Linked DNA regions of Mus musculus: region 2 is linked to region 1. A link is a loop called in an ENCODE intact Hi-C map of the cell type or tissue named here. Cell type or tissue: left cerebral cortex. All regions are shown on one strand.

Region 1 (8,000 bases):
AAACCTAGGATACCCACGATATAAGATACAATTTCCTAAACACATGAAACTCAAGAAAAATGAAGACTGAAGTGTGGACACTATGCCCCTCCTTAGAAGTGGGAACAAAACACCCATGGAAGGAGTTACAGAAACAAAGTATGGAGCTGAGATGAAAGGATGGACCAAGTAGAGACTGCCATATCCAGGGATCCACCCCATAATCAGCTTCCAAATGCTGACACCATTGCATACACTAGCAAGATTTTACTGAAAGGACCCAGATGTAGCTGTCTCTTGTGAGACTATGCCGGGGCCTAGCAAACACAGAAGTGGATGCTCACAGTCAGCTAATGGATGGATCACAGGGCTCCCAATGGAGGAGCTAGAGAAAGTACCCAAGGAGCTAAAGGGATCTTCAACCCTATAGGTGGAACAACATTATGAACTAACCAGTACCCCTGAGCTCTTGACTCTAGCTGCATATGTATCAAAAGATGGCCTAGTCGGCCATCACTGGAAAGAGAGGCCCATTGGACACGCAGACTTTGTGTGCCCCGGTACAGGGGAAAGCCAGGGCCAAAGGGGGGGAGTGGGTGGGTAGGGGAGTGGGGGTGGGTGGGTAAGGGGGACTTTTGGTATAGCATTGGAAATGTAAATGAGCTAAATACCTAATAAAAAATGGAAAAAAAAAATAAAAATTCTTGTTTGACCTATAGTTTTCATCGTGGAGGTCTTTCACCAGTCCCGTGTGTTTTATTTCTAAATACTTAGTTTTGAGATTATTTTGAGTATTTTATATTTTAAAAGTCTGTTCTTTTCTAATGAGACACAGAAAGAGGTCTGGATGGAATGGGAGGTAGGGAAAATAGAAGGACTAGAGGGAGGGGAAATGTAGCCAGGATGAACTGTATGAGGCAAAATCTATTTTCAACAAAAGAGAAAAAGTAACAATCAAAAGAAGAAAAAAGATTTTTCATTATTTGTTCCTCAGCAGGTGATTGTTGTTAGAAAAGCTATTATGTTTGTACATTTGCTATTTTCACATTTTATTTGTCCTTAGATAGTTTAAAACAATGTATTTTTGATCACAATGTATTTGATCACACCTAGTTCTTCTGATTCTTCCCAGGTCCCTTTTCACAATTTTTGCTGTTCATATACTCTTGGATGTCTGGCCATTACTGGAAAGTGAGCCACTCTCCAGGGGCTGTACCCTGAATGAGCCATAGCTCACCTGTATATTACTCATAGCTCATACTGTGTATTACTTGTTACAGTGAATTTAGTGGGGGATTTGATGATTTTAAAATGGAAAGAATAAGGCAAAATTTTTAAAAGGTTTACTTATTTTATATATGTGAGTACACTGTCTCTCTCTTTAGACACACCAGAAGAGCGCATTGGATCCCATTACAGTTGGTTGTGAGCCACCATGTGGCTGCTGGGAATTGAACACGGGGTCTCTGGAAGAGCAGTCAGTGCTTTTAACCACTGTGAAATTTTATATCATGAATATTTAATATACCAAATATAATAGTGATGCATCATTATTATAAAAATTACATAAAGTTTGAAAAAAGATTAAAGGAGATGATTAAATTAGTTTGTGTATTTGTGTTGAAGTTCAGCATCATTTGTATAATTGCTAGTACCAGGAAGATAACATGTTCAGGTGAATAGTAAGAATATATTCGAAACATTTGAAAGTGGACCACAAGACAGGTTCCCGGAGAGCTGTCACCGTGTGCCTCCTAGCAGCTGCCAGAATGCCAAACTGGGAGGAAGCAAGAAGTGTATGGTTTGCCAGAAGACAGTCTACTTTGCTGAGGAGGTCCAGTGAGAGGGCAACAGCTTCCATAAATCCTGTTTTCTGTGCATGATTTGCAAGAAGAATCTGGACAGCACCACTGTGGCAGTGCACGGCAAAGAGAGCTATTTCAAGTCATGTTACAGCAAGAAGTAAGAGCCAAAAAACTAAGGCAACAGGAGGGGCACAGGCACTCTGAGCACGGACAAGGATGAGTGTCTGGGCATCAAGCCACAGGAAGCTCCCGGGTACAGGCCCACCACCAACCCAGAGGCATCCAAGTTTGATGTAACCATACAGTCTATGATGCAGAGAAGGTGATTGCTGCTGAGAAGTCCTGACTTAAGTCCTGCTTCCGATGTGCCAAATGTGGCAAAAGCCTTCTGTCAACCCTGGCAGACAAGGATGGTGAGATCTACTGCAAAGGATGCTATGCCAAACACTTTGGGTCCTTGGTCCACTCAGAGTGAGACTGCTGTGGCCTGTGCATATTGCCTACTCCTGAGCTTTTAATCAGCAGTCCATTCCCAGAAGCCTTGGACACCTCCAAGATTCTTTCTCACTCAGCCCTCCTGCACATCATTAATGACTTGGGTTTGGGTATCTGGCTTCTTTTGGTTTAGGGGTCTGCCTGAACTCCTTCCCCACTAAGGGCTTCCTCCTGCCTGGCATTTGATACCATTACCTTTAGGAGACATCTGTCTAGTCACCCCTTTCCAGAGACCAGGTCCCTCACTCCACACCTCACCCCCATCGACCTCTGTTTCTAGGCTGAATGTCCACCCTCTATTGGCCAGGACACCTGAGCCCATGCCATTGGAGCCCAGTAGAGCAAACCAGCAGTGTAGGCAGGAAAAGCTGGGTTTATTGGGCTAGAAAAGGTTGTGGTTTATTGGCTTCCAGAGAGTTTCCTCTGGGTAGGAGTCTGAGATTCTTGGTGCATCTCAGTCTGAGAAGTCCCCATGAGAGGCAGGGAGGTGCAGATAGAATTGTGGGGCCATCAGAAAGAGCTCTTTCTCTGGCGTCTTGCCTTTGAGTGTGGAAATAGTGAATTTTTTTTTTCATTTAGGAATGGAGAGCAACCCATGTCAGAGTACCCCAAAGTCTAGAGTTTGCCTGACCTCCTTAGGCATCAAGTTCCCTCTTTGATGGGCAAGGAAGATCCTAATGAATTCCTGAACAAGCATTTACATTTATCAGTCATCCAGATCTTGGATTAGTCAATTCTGGGTCTAACCTTGGGTCGGGTAGCTGGGATGGACACTTTTTGATGCAGCATAGCCCAGGGTAGAGCTGTGTTCTAGCCACTCCTGAGGGTTCCTCTGAACCCCACGTCCTCATTCCTCTCCAGCGCAGACACAGACCCTTCTCCTATCACCCCATCTTTCTCTAGTAACCTTCATTATCTTGCCCAGCCCATCCAGGCCCCAAGGTAAGGAGCAGAGGGGAGAAGGGGAAGGGCTGGGCCTTGATGCTCCCCAAGACGGAAGGGACAAGGCTGTACATCGATTCTCTGCAAGGGCTGTAGGCATGGGCTGTTGAAGCTGATTTATCATCTGATCAATAAAGCAATTTAGAACTGAACTCTTTCCTCATCTGTCTGTGGGGGTCCTAGGGACCCAGGGAGCCAGGGCTGGATTTGGCAAGGCCTAGTTGAAATGAACCAAAGGCAATCACTCTGGAGTTTTCTAAGGTCTGTTTACTTTGTGGTATTGGTTCTAAGGAAACCAAATGATCAAAGGCCACCACCTTCCCCTATTTGCCCTCCACCCCATCTCAGGATGCGGGGATTTTGTGGACTTGGCTTTTGAAAGGCTCAGTTATGTCCTGACAATGTACTCAGCACTTCAGCTTTTGCAAAGCCCCTTGTAAAGAGAAATTCAGCTAGAGGACTTTTTGTATCAACTCCAGAGATCTCACTTCTTGGAAGTGTGTGTGTGTGTGTGTGTGTGTGTGTGTGTGTGTGTGTGTGTGTGTGTGTGTGTATGGTGGGGAGAGGCAGCTAGCCATCTGCTTTTCTGCTAGGGCCTCACAACCAGCTGTACGGAAGAGCAGGCTTGGAAAATAGGCTTGTCTGAAGGGTTGTAGTGTTGTTCATCTTAGGTACACCTACTGTACCCAGAGCTATGCTGTGTCAATCCATGAAAATGCGCCCTCACTGAGTTTTTCAAAACAGTGAGTGGAATTTAACCAATAGGTTTTATGCTTTTATTAGCCAGAGGATCAGGCCAGCAATGCTCCAACATTGGACCTACAACACCTGCCCAACAGCTGGAGATCAAAGAGTGTTAGCCCTAAGTGGCCCTGACAATTCTCAAACATGGCTCAAGACCTACAGGAAATTCTCAGGGAGGTTTGTGCGCAGAGGACAATGGTTTATTCCATAAACACAAATGGATCCTCCTACCTGGACGGGACACACAGAATACCATGATCCAAAGGTGGAGACAGGCTGCCCTCTGCTGGCTGCGGAGGCCCAGCACAGTACCATCAGGCCAGCCCTAGTACTCTGTCTCACTTTTCCCCATTGACCTTCTCACAATCACGCAGTGCAGAAGGGACTTCACACATCATTTATTTATACACAGTGAAGCTCGGGTACCAGCAGATGGCCGTAATTGCGTAGGGCGTGGGGAGCCACAGAGATTTGCAGGCGTCGAGTTTGCTCTGTACGGATCGACACCAGGTGGCGCTGTGGGGTCAAGGCCAAAGGCAGCCACTCCGTTTTTCTTTTTCTTTTTTAAATTTCATGTTATTTTTGTTAGCTACTCCCGTTCTGCTGTGGGTGTTGATGACCCAGTGCTTCCGCGAGCACATCTAATGTCCCCGGAAAGAGGTGTGCTCTAACACTGACCTGTGGCATACCAAAGCACAAGAATGACCCAAAGGAGAGAAACTGACAGAGTCCCCCTTTTTTTCCATTTAAGGGCGACCTGGACATGGTCCAGGATGCCCGTAGGGGAAAGAATGGCATAAAGGACTCCCAGTTGCATGAGTGTCCTGGCCGTTTAGGTGTGGTGGAAGAAAGCTGCCTGTTCTGATGGAAGTCGTGGCTCCATCAGTCTTCCTTCAAGACCACAAGTCTGGGTCATCTAAAAGGGTGGCTTCCATGGGACATCAGTCTTCAGAGATGAGGGAGAATGTGTTTGGAGATTAAGGCAGGAAGAACGTGAGTTCAAAGCCAATCTTGCTACAGAATAACCTTGCTACAAAAATGTGTGTGTGTGTGTGTGTGTGTGTGTGTGTGTTGCTATTAGATGTTTAAGTAATCCCCAAATCAAGAGTACATACTTTGTGAAGCTACAGTCCCCAACATCCTTAGGCCCTGGTAAGGGTGGGGGTAGTTTGAGAAATAGAACACAGACCCTTGGGAACCAGTCATTGGATGGTTCTAACTCCCTTCCTCCAGTCCCTGGTCCTGCCTTCAAACACACACACACACACACACACACACACACACACACACACACACACACACACCTGTTACTAAAACCATTGCAGGGTGTGGAGGGATGCTTTTAAAATAGATCCCAGATCCACCCTATAGATTCTGATCAGGTCGGGATGGGACATGGGAAACTATTTGAAAAGTGCTTGCCTGAGATGATGCTCATACTGGAGCCCTTGGAGTCTATGCCAGCTTTGCCAGCCTTGCCAGTTGGTCTTACAGCAAGGGAGCCCTTCCCTCTGCAGCTCACTTGCCTTAGGACTAATGGTTACAGGAACTTCTGGAGCTGTTTGTAACCAGTTGTTATGAGTAGAGAGGACTTATTTGAACTTTCTGTTTCTGTTCTCCAGAGTCCATGAGAACAGGTTTAGACTTCTCTCACCTAACATCTTGCAAAGCTTTGAAAACAGCTGTCCTCCAGTCTGACTGGGCTCGCTCCTCTTTAACCCCATCCCCACAGAGATACTTGAAGCCTTGAGGGTCCTTTTTATTAGTTGAAGAAGAAAGAGGAGTTTTCAGTGTAGCTCCTGGAAGAGCACTTAGCAGGCATGTGTGAGGCCTTGGATTCAATCCTCAGAAAAACTGCATTGAGGGGCACACCTAGGCACTTGAGGTACTTGGACATGTCAAGGCAGAACCATTCTAGGAAAGATCTATAGACTTCCTAGGGCTAGACTACCCTAATAGTGTCTCCTTCTTTTGGTTAGTTTGGAAACATAAATTTGTCATTTCTGGTTTATTCTGTATCACTGATAATTCAAAGACCATTGACCTTTTGAGACTGAATCATCTTATTTATGAACCACTAAACCAAAGCCAGGAACCAGGGAACAATTTGGGACACAGTTCAAGGTCAAATGGCAGAATAGGATCTGCATAGAACCTCCTGAACCAGGACATATCCCTATAATGTAGTACTGTCTATAGAGAAGCTGGCTTGCATTGAGAGGTAGAAGGGAGAGCAGAGAGCTAGGACTATAGTGACTGTCAATATTTATGAAGCCTAATTTGGATGCTGTCTTATCTAGTGCATGTGAAAGCCCTTGTAGTTGAGGGTGATACCCTATATTATAGAAGAGGAAAGTGAGAGTCAGTGCATTTTTAAATGACTTACACAAAGTCTCTGGCAAGTGGTGAAGCCAAGATTGGAAGCAGCTGTGTAGCTTTGGGTCCTCCTCCTCCCCTTTGTGTGTCAGGGCCTTGTTTGTGAAGTGAAATGTTGGCCTAAATTAGTCCTGGGGAAATACTTCCGAGGCTCTGATGTGCATATATATCTCCTGGGGAATCTTGTAAAACACACGATCTAGTTCAATAGCTTTGGGTGGAGCCTGAGCCAAGATATCTCTCACAAGCTCCCAGGAGAAGGTGGTGCTGATGTTGCAGATCCAGAGACCATACCAGAGCAGCCAGGCTTAAGAGGACCCACCCAGCTCTGATGTTCTTTGTTTATGAGCTTAGGAAGACTTGCCTCAAAGGCCTAGAAAATTCAGGAAGTAGATTATCCTGACTGAAGATCTTAGTGGGCACTTCCAAGTCTGGACAAGCCTTTGTGCCCAGTCTGAAGTGTCTGCTCCTGACCCTTCTATACTGCCACTCTGTTGACCTTGGACTGACATCTCCAGAGTTTTCAAGGGCATGCCTGCTTACATGCCTCACATAGTCATGGGAATACACTTGCACATGTGCACACACACAACTCTTTAAGAGCTGTTTTATGAATCTTTATGTCCCCTTTTGCCTTCCAATGAGGATGGAGACAAGTACAAGATGGAACTTGTATTCACTGTGTCACAGTGAGCAAAGCCCTTCTTGGTGTACTGAATGGGGCTTGTGGAAGCAGTACTGTAGCCTTTGCTTGGGTAAACAGTTTCATTAGAGACAGTTCACTAGTGTAGCATGCATAGCCCATTTTGGTGAATATATGCATACCTTGATAGCCGTGTCCTTAGCTAAACAGTGTTCAGTCTTAAGAAACATGTTTCTGTGAGTGAATTTAATGGACTATCAGAAAACTAATGTTCTCTTCATGGTGTCTCTTCAAGAGGGGTCACCTTGCTGAGGTGGAGAGACTGTGTTCCTGAACCTATGAATGTCATCTCTCCTGCTTTGCCAATCCCATGAAGAGAACTCAGATTCTGTTACCCTGGAGCTTAGCCAGAGCCTGACTCAAGGAGCCCTCCATGACGCTGCAAAACTAGCTCTGACTTTCTCTCCTGAGATACTCCAGCCATGTGTTCATCTCTTCTTGACCTTGTTCCCAGGCTGGACACCTCATAGTCACCTTCTCTACCTGATCATGGAATCTGGAAACTTGCTTATCCCGAAAGTAACAGGACCATTCAGAATTCTTGTCATGAAAGACCTGAAAATCTGAGGCAGGAAGAAGTGTGCTTACCTTCTCACCTATAAAGACTCAGTGTGGACTCCTCTTCCCTGCCATTCTCTCTCCTTTCCCTGTCCCTAGTGGCTACTTTTTGAACCCTCCTGTGAAGGTCAGCTCTCCAGAAAGACAGAAAGCCGTCATCAAGTACAGAGAATCACAGAGCAGGAAGGAAACCTATAGCTCCTTCTCTTAGTCCCATAGTACCAGTGACGGTATTCCTTTCTACTATTCTGGATACAAACACATAAAAAGCAAAGGCAAATGTTTGGTAGGACCCAGGACCAGCTAAATTGATTGCCTGCCATAGGCCTGGGGACCAGGAAGGTAGAGAAAAGATATCATCCTTTTTTGAATATTTTTAAGGCACATGCCATAAGACA
Region 2 (8,000 bases), 150 kb before region 1:
ACAGAGTATGGAAAATCCAGGGGCCTGAAAAACCACTGAGCAGTCTCAGTAACATAAAACAGGGTCAGTAAGAGTTATATTTGGTACTTTCAACAACTGTATGGATATGTCTCTGATTGTGTCTTATGCAAAAGAACTTAAAAACGGGTGAGAACTGAGGCAAGAGATGTAAGCAGGGAGTAGAGAAGGCTTGCCTTGCTGCTTGCCCCACTTCTCAGGCTCCTGGAAGGAGACCAGGAAGAGCAACAGCTAGGGGGTGCGAAAGTGGGGGCGAGGAGAGGGGAAAGAGGAAGCTTGGGCTCAGCAGGTCCGTAAGAAAGAACCGCAGGTTGCGCTGGGTGGTGGAGAGAAAGGAACCCCGGGATCTGTGGAGAGGATGCGGAAGAACCCTGAGCTCAGCTGAGTGAGCCAGGAGGGATTCAGGGCTTGGCAGGGAGGAAGCCAGGGCAATGCTGGGAGGAGTAAGAGAAGCCCCGGGCCGTGCAGGGGGAACACAGAGAAACCCCGGGCTATGCTGGGGGACAGAGAGGAGCCCCAGACTGTGCTGGGAGGATGGGGAGGAACCCGCTTCCTGCACAAGCCCGGCTCTCCGAAGCCAGCCAACCCGAGGTCCAACCGGGTGGCGGCAGCTACCTGTGCAGGCCTTTGTCCATGAAACACACATCCCCGCAGCTGCTGTCGCCATCCTCCCGTTCGATTTCGCTACACACCGCCGCCTCCATGGTACCCGCGACGGGGAGTGGGTGTTAACCGGCGCCCAGCGCTGGGTCCCAGCTTGCTCACGCCTCCAAAAGCGGGAGCGGGGAGTGAGCAAGGGGCGGGGCGAGGACTCTAACCGCCTGCCGCACTTTCCCCGCCCTGCGCGGCCGCAAAGCAGGACAACGGCGCCGCTCAAAGAGGGCTTGACTTTTACGGCATCTGCCTTTAAAGTAAAGCCTTTCCATTTGTTGGTTTGGAATGAGTGGGCTACTGAACATTATTTATAGCCCACTGCCATATGGAGGCGTTTTTCTCAATAGTTTGCTTTTATACTTCGTGACGTGATCTTGCAGACATAGTAATGTTCCCCGTTTTTGGTCACTGAACTCCTGTTAAATCCTTAAGTATTTGTGCAATGCCTTTATTTATGTATGCTGGTCTCCCTGTGATGAGAAAAAAATGTTCAGCTTTTTAAAGAATTCGCTCAAGAGACACTCTTCAATGCCTCTGCAAAAGCAAACACTCCAAAGATACTTCACTGGGCTGTTTCAAGGTAGAGTTGGTGAGACAATGGTTTTTCCATTGTGGTATAAAATTTTTCTTTGGTAGGTGATGACAGTCATGACATAAGTTGACCCCCTTTCCCTCCCAACTGATAGACTGATCTCCTTTCAGGGACCTTATTTCCACAGTTCTTCAGAAAATCTCACAAAATGGTAGGGGATGTTCAGACTATGTTGAAAAAGATATTCTAACGATGCCAAAGAGTTTGTACACCTTTGTTAGTGCACACGTGTGGGAAAATATCCTGATGTTTTAGTTTTTTATACAGTGGGGACAACCTATCTACAGCCTCAAGGATGTGTAGCCGCCACACAAAGGCATTGCAAAGATAAGGAGACAGCCACCAAAATACAGTTTTCCTGGCTACCACATAAATAACTTGTTGGGGACAGCATACCATGACAGCGACTGCCCGCAGTAGGCCAGGATGGAGACATCTCAGTAGCCCACTGCAGCTCTTTGTAGAAAACAGTCGTTCCCACTTCTAATCTTATCCCTGAATAACAGCTGTATAGAATTCATTTGTGGGTGCCTGTCTTTCAGTTGGTCTTGGTGGGCATAATTATTCTATTATATCTGACTTTCTTATTTCTTTCTCCCTTCTGCTCTGGTGAATTCTGTGAAACTAGACGTTCCTTGATTCTTAAACAGTTAAAAATTGAGGCATAGGGACACAGCACAGCACAGTCCTAATGGTGCCTGCTGTGTGTTCTCATCTTGAAAACAATATAATAACTGAACAATGATAGTTCCAGATTAATGCTTGACTTGCAAAGAAAGTTTGAAGAAATTATTAGAAAATGAATTAGAGCCAACATTGGTATCCCAAGAAAGGAATAGTTTTTTTGAAATTATGAAATAAATTTTGCACAACATTTAAGAGTGGTTTCTGAATAAGAAAGTAAAGATACATAAAATTATATATTCGTAAACCTAAGTCAAAACACTGGGACTCTTAGGAAAGCCATTGTGTGCAATGTGCAAAAGCAGAAAGCTAGCAGAACTATTGAGTTAAGGGTTAACTTGATTCTTTCTGGCCACTGCCTGGCAGCTTTGCCCATGTCATTTATCATTAGAGCGTCACAAGAAAATGCAAGTAGCTGGCCTCATAGCTCTGAGCTCTGAAGTATAATAATTCAAAGATTAAAGGTTAAATAATGATAAGTTTACAATTATTGTTATTTTGGCTACAGGCCTGGGAATAGGGAACGCTTGAAACTTTGGGGAACAATTGTAATTCTTGATTCTTTGTGGGTGTGGTTATTCTTATGAATTTGATTTGACAATGATTATACAATGTCTTTTTTTCTATCTGCTTTTGGAGTATCAATAAAAGACTAGGGCAAGAGAAAGGCAAGAGAGCCATGAGCAGAACATGTGAAGAGTGAGTGAGGAAAGAATTCGAAATGTGTGTGAAAATGTGTGTGTGTGTGTGTGTGTGTGTGTGTGTGTGTGTGTGTGTGAAAGAAGAGTGCATGTGATGTGTGTGTGAGATGTGTGTGGAGAGTGTGTGTGTGTGAGTGAAAGGGGAATGAGTGAGGGGAGAATGTGAGATGTGTGTGGAAATGTGTGTGTGTGAGTGAAAGGGGAACGCACAGAGGTTATGTAGGAGTGTAAGAGTTTGAGGAAAGAAAAGCACACAGGAGAAAAAAGCAGAGTGTGTAAGAGAATGCAGGGTGTGTGCAACCTCAAGCTGCAAGTGGGCAAGAGAGAAAGAGAGCAGAGAGGAGAGAGGGAGAGAGGGAGAGAGGGAGAGAGGGAGAGAGGGAGAGAGGGGAGGGGAGGGGAGGGGAAGAGGAGGAGGAGGAAGAGGAGGAGGAGGAGGAGGAAGAGGAGGAGGAGGAGGAGGAGAAGGAGGAGAGAGGATAGTAACTTTAAGCCTTGAAAAATTGCCTGTCAGTTTTTACCCAAAATGTTGTCTGTGTCTATTTATTATGTGCATTCTAGATATTCCTGCTTCCAATTGAGTACACCGATCCTGTGCTGAGGCTGGACCCTGATAATAACTCATTTTGAGACTGCTCAAGTTCCTGTGATAGATCTAATAACATTATTCCTTAAAATATTTTGTTATTTTCAAAAGAGAAGTTTTGAGGCTATGGAGATGGCAAAAAAGGTTAACAATTTTTAAGTGTGGAAGCAATTAAATCTGAAATAAAAACCCAGAACACATAAAAATTGAGTCCTGTTTAGGCATGGCTTGTAACTCCAGCACTATCAGAGACAGGAGAGTCTCTGTGACATGATGGCTGCTAACCTAGCTCCAGGGAGAGACACTTTCTCAAGGACACAGCTCAAACAGTGGTAGAGTGGGACACCCAAAGTTCTCCTCTGATCTCAGGTTCATACTTGTGAACATATCTATACACAGCTATGAACATACCACACACATGCACCAAGCTCACGTTTGGATAAACACATATAAGTACATATAGAGAAAAAAAGAAACTTAAAAAAAATTAAGGTTTTATATTGACAGCTGAGGTAAAGTTCTGCAGTAGGTTGGCAAGCTCTGACAAGCAGCAAAAAGAGCACTTACTGAGGCTGTTTGTAAGACTTTTCTTCACTTGGCTCCACTTACATAACTGAAAGTGCCAGTGGTACATTTGAAACTGCAATGACCGATTCTGGCCAGGGAAGCAGGCAGGCCAACTCCAGATCTTCACCTCTAGTCCCTTTCTTCCAAATCCAACTTCCCAGTCTCATTCCCAACTCTGTATCCCATTCCTCACAGCTCCAGAGAAACACACAGATCTTCCCTCCAATCTCACTTCCTCCTCCTCACAACTTTATGAGTCATTAGCTCCAGCAGGCATTCCATGGGACCCACAGGACTCCGACCGCTAAGCAGGGAGCCTAATTGCAGTTCTTCACTGTTCCAACCCCCTGAGTCTCACCCAAAAGTCAGATTGTGGCCTCCTCCTTCTCTCTGTTCCTGTCTCCAGCGGATCACTTAGACTGTCCCCTCCAAACTTTCTCCTTACTCATGCTATTCCAGGCCAAGTACCACAGGAATGCCTACTAAAATCAGAAACTGACTTCACTGATCTTGGAAACTTCAATACCCAATTTTAACCAACAGACAAGTCATCAGACAGAAGCTAAACAGAGAAATGCAGCAACGAGCAGATGTTATAAACCAAATGGACCTAACATATTTACAGAACATTTCACCCAAACATAAAAGCATATACTTTCTTCTCTGTGGTTCATAGAACTTTCTTTATAATTGATCACATATTTGGAAACAAGGCAAGATTTAATAGATAGAAGAACTAACTCCCTGCATCATGACTGATACCACTGATTTCGGCAACAACAGAGAACTTAAGATGCCATGGAAACTGAACAATGCTCTACTGAATGAAAACGAGTCAAGACAGAATGTAAACACTTGATAGAACTGAGTGAAAGTAAATACAAAACGCACTGAAAACTTGGGATACAGTGAAAGTGGTTCTGAGAGGCAAGTTCATTGTGCTAAGTTCCCACATAAAATAATTGGAAATACCTCATATTAAAAATTTAAATGCAAACCTGAAAGTTCTAAAACAGAAAGAAGAAAGCATAACTTTCTTCTTTCCCCAAAGGAGTAGACCACTAGAAATATACACAGGACTGAAATTAGTAAAATAGAAACAAACAAACAAAAAAGTAGAGTCAGTCAATGAAACAAAGAGTTGATTCATTGATGAAGTCAATAACACTGACAGTGCCTATTGAAAATAACTAAAAAGTGGAGAGAGATGACAACATTAAAAAAAAAAAAAAGAAAGAAAATGACAAGGGGTTGTAACATCAGACACCAAGAAAATCTGGAGAACCATAAGGACATACTTTAATAACTTTTACTCAACCAAGTTGGAAAATCTAAAAGAAAAGGATAAATTTCTTGATATGTATCATTTACTACAGTTAAATAAAAATGATATAAGTAACTTAAACAGGCATATAAACCCTACTGAAATAGAAACAGTCACTGAAAGTCTCCAAAACAAAAATGCCCAGGGCCAGATGGTTTTAGTACAGAATTTTACCAGACTTTCCTTCCCTTCCCTTTCTTCCCTCCCTCCCTCCCTCCCTCCCTCCCTTCCTTCCTTCCTTCCTTCCTTCCTTCCTTCCTCCCTCCCTCCCTCCCTCCCTCCCTCCCTTCCTTCCTTCCTTCCTTCCTTCCTTCTTTCCTTCCTCCTTCCCTCTCTCTCTCTCTCTCTCTCTCTCTCTCTCTCTCTTTCTTTCTTTCTTTCTTTCTTTCTTTAAAAAAGGATTTATTCATTTATTTTATGTGAGTATACTGTTGCTCTCTTCGAACACACCAGAAGGGGCATCAGATTTCATTACAAATAGTTGTGAGCCACCATTTGCTTGCTAGGAATTGAACTAAGGACCTCTGGAAGAGCAGTCAGTGCTCTTAACCTCTAAGCCCTCTTTCCAGCCCTCTACTAGACTTTCAAAGGATTAAATGATGGTACTCCTATAACTATTCCACAAAATAAAAACAGAAGGTACATTACCAAATTTATTTTATGAGACCATACTTACCCTGATACCCAAGCCATGTAAAAATTGAAGGAAAAAACAATACAGCTAAATTTCTTTAGTGAACATACATGCAAAAACACTTAATAAAATACTTGCAAATCAAATCCAAGAACACATCTAAAAGATCATCACATAGGCTTCATGCCAGAGATGCAGGGATGGTTCAACCTATTTAAATCAGTAAATGTAATCCACCATGTAAACAAACTGAAAGAAAAAGAAAAGCAAAACCTACAGGGTCATCTCATTAGATGCAAAAAAAAAAAAAAAAAAAAAAAAAAAAAAAAAGCCTTTGACAAAATGTAATACACCTTCATGATAAAAGTCCTAGAGATATTAGGCATACAAGTGTTGTGAGGAGGAGCGGATAACTAAAATTTGTTTCTTGATTGGTTCAATAAAGACAACAGAAGCTCATCACTAGGTAAAGGCTAAGGCGGGACTTCTGAATCCCAGGAGGAAGAGAGGGGGATGCGCAGAGGATTGGGAGTTTGGGTAGGAAGGATCAACAAGTAGGTCCAGGGAACAATAGTTTGTTGCCTTCTTAGCTGCTTGCAGAGGCTAAGGAGAATGGGCAGGGTATTCTTTGCCCAGCAGTTGTGTTAACTGGCTGGCTTTAAAATATTAAGGCTGTCTGGTGTTTTCTATCCGTGGTGACTCGGGTGGGCAGGAGAAAGGGTGGTAGTTGGCTGTTGGCAGAGCTAGCTGGGGAGGTTAGCATGTGAACAGCAGCTCCCAGTGAAGGGCAGTTGTTGGCAGCTTAGCAAAGCCAGCTGGAGGAACTGGAAGCACTCTGGGGGGTTGGGATGGGGGAACACCTGCTGGCAACATGGCAAAGAGCTCCCAAGAAAGAGTAGTATGTTTTTAAAATTACACACAACATACAAGGAACAATCTTAAACATAATAAAGACAGTTTACAGTCAGCCTATGGCCAACATCAGTTTAGAGAGAAACTCAACACAATTTGGTAGACACCATGCAGGAGGAGCTGCAGTGGGCAAGTGGGCTTCCTGGAGATGGCCCACCATTTTGCATGGCTACAATGGGTGAATCCCAGAGAGGCACAGCCTCAGGGAGTTTGTTCCAGGATGGCTTCTTGCAGCTGTATTCCTCATATATCTGGCATAGTGTGATTGGGCATTGGGAGACCTTCACTGCCTATAGCTTGGTGTAATAACTTTCTGGCTGATAGTCTACTTTATTAGCCAATTTTCTTGCAGATCAACATGAAGATGAACTTCCATAAAATAATATTGTTTAGATGAATTAGTGAGTTTACAGAATTCTTGATTTGAGTTAAATAGTTTTAGGAAATTAGAGTAATTGATAGAAAGCTTAAGGGAATGGTTAAAGTTGTTTTGCTAGAAATTTATGATAAAGTTAGAATCAAGAATAGAATGTATTCCCTCCTCATAGAATAGTAAGTAAAGGTCCCCAGTGGAAGAGTTAGAGAAAGGACTGAAGAAACTGAAGGGGTTTGCAACCTCATAGAAAGAACAACAATATCAACCGACCAGAATGGAGTGACCCATGGCTCCAGCTACATATGTAGCAGAGGATGGCCTTGTTGGACATCAATGGTAGGAAAGGCCCTTGGTCCTGTGAATGCTAGATGCCCCAGTGTAGGGGAATGCCATGAAGGTGGGAGTGGGTGGGTGGGGAAGCACTCTCACAAAAGCAGGGGGAGGGGGATGGAATGGGGGTTTCTGGAGGCGAAACCAGGAAAGGGGATAACATTTGAAATGTAAATAAATAAAATTTCTAATAAAAGAAAAAAAAATAGTAAAAAAGTACTATAGGCTGCATAAGTTAGAAAAGGAGTTAAGTGAGCTTTCATGCATTCCAGGCCATGTAAATTGCTCTAGGAAGAAAAATAAGCTTGGAATAAATTAATGATCAAGGAAAAAATTCATTCTAGATTAGGTCCAGGGATGAGACCACAGATCTTGGTGTGAACTATGATAAGTAAGGTCATGAATAAGGAGTGGGTAATTGTATTATGAGTGCAAGAATAAAGAATAAATGATTAGCTAGATTTATGAATAAGACATACGATAGATGACCAGTTTCTTGGTAAAATCATTCTTAACCTATTGTCTTGAACTTATCAATACATATGGAATAAAAGGTATATAAAACTTATCTGAAGTTATGATAAATTTATGAAGTAGAAGATAAAAAAATTTGCTTTGAACT

Evidence for each region. Peaks named below come from ENCODE experiments on the same cell type or tissue, not always from the same donor. Only the 100,000 strongest peaks of a DNase experiment are listed, where the experiment ranks them.
Region 2: it touches region 1 in a loop (2.4-fold over the local background); 2 of 42 quality-filtered maps call a loop at or near these places.

The regions. Positions count from the first base shown.
Region 1 is chr3:14,378,160-14,386,159 of GRCm38, reverse strand. No RefSeq gene overlaps it. Among named protein-coding and RNA genes, the nearest start is that of Slc7a12, 99 kb to the left of the region's middle. In left cerebral cortex, CTCF peaks have their summits at 4,243 (motif pointing left) and 4,444 (motif pointing right); a DNase peak (open chromatin) is centred at 4,378.
Region 2 is chr3:14,526,656-14,534,655 of GRCm38, reverse strand. Lrrcc1 (leucine rich repeat and coiled-coil domain containing 1) reads right to left here and starts at 868. Exons shown (of 19, transcript NM_001163579.1): 1 at 634-868. The coding sequence starts at 722. In left cerebral cortex, no CTCF peak of the experiment used is centred here; DNase peaks (open chromatin) are centred at 275, 804, 1,563 and 4,064; H3K4me3 peaks cover 1,435 bases; H3K27ac peaks cover 1,438 bases.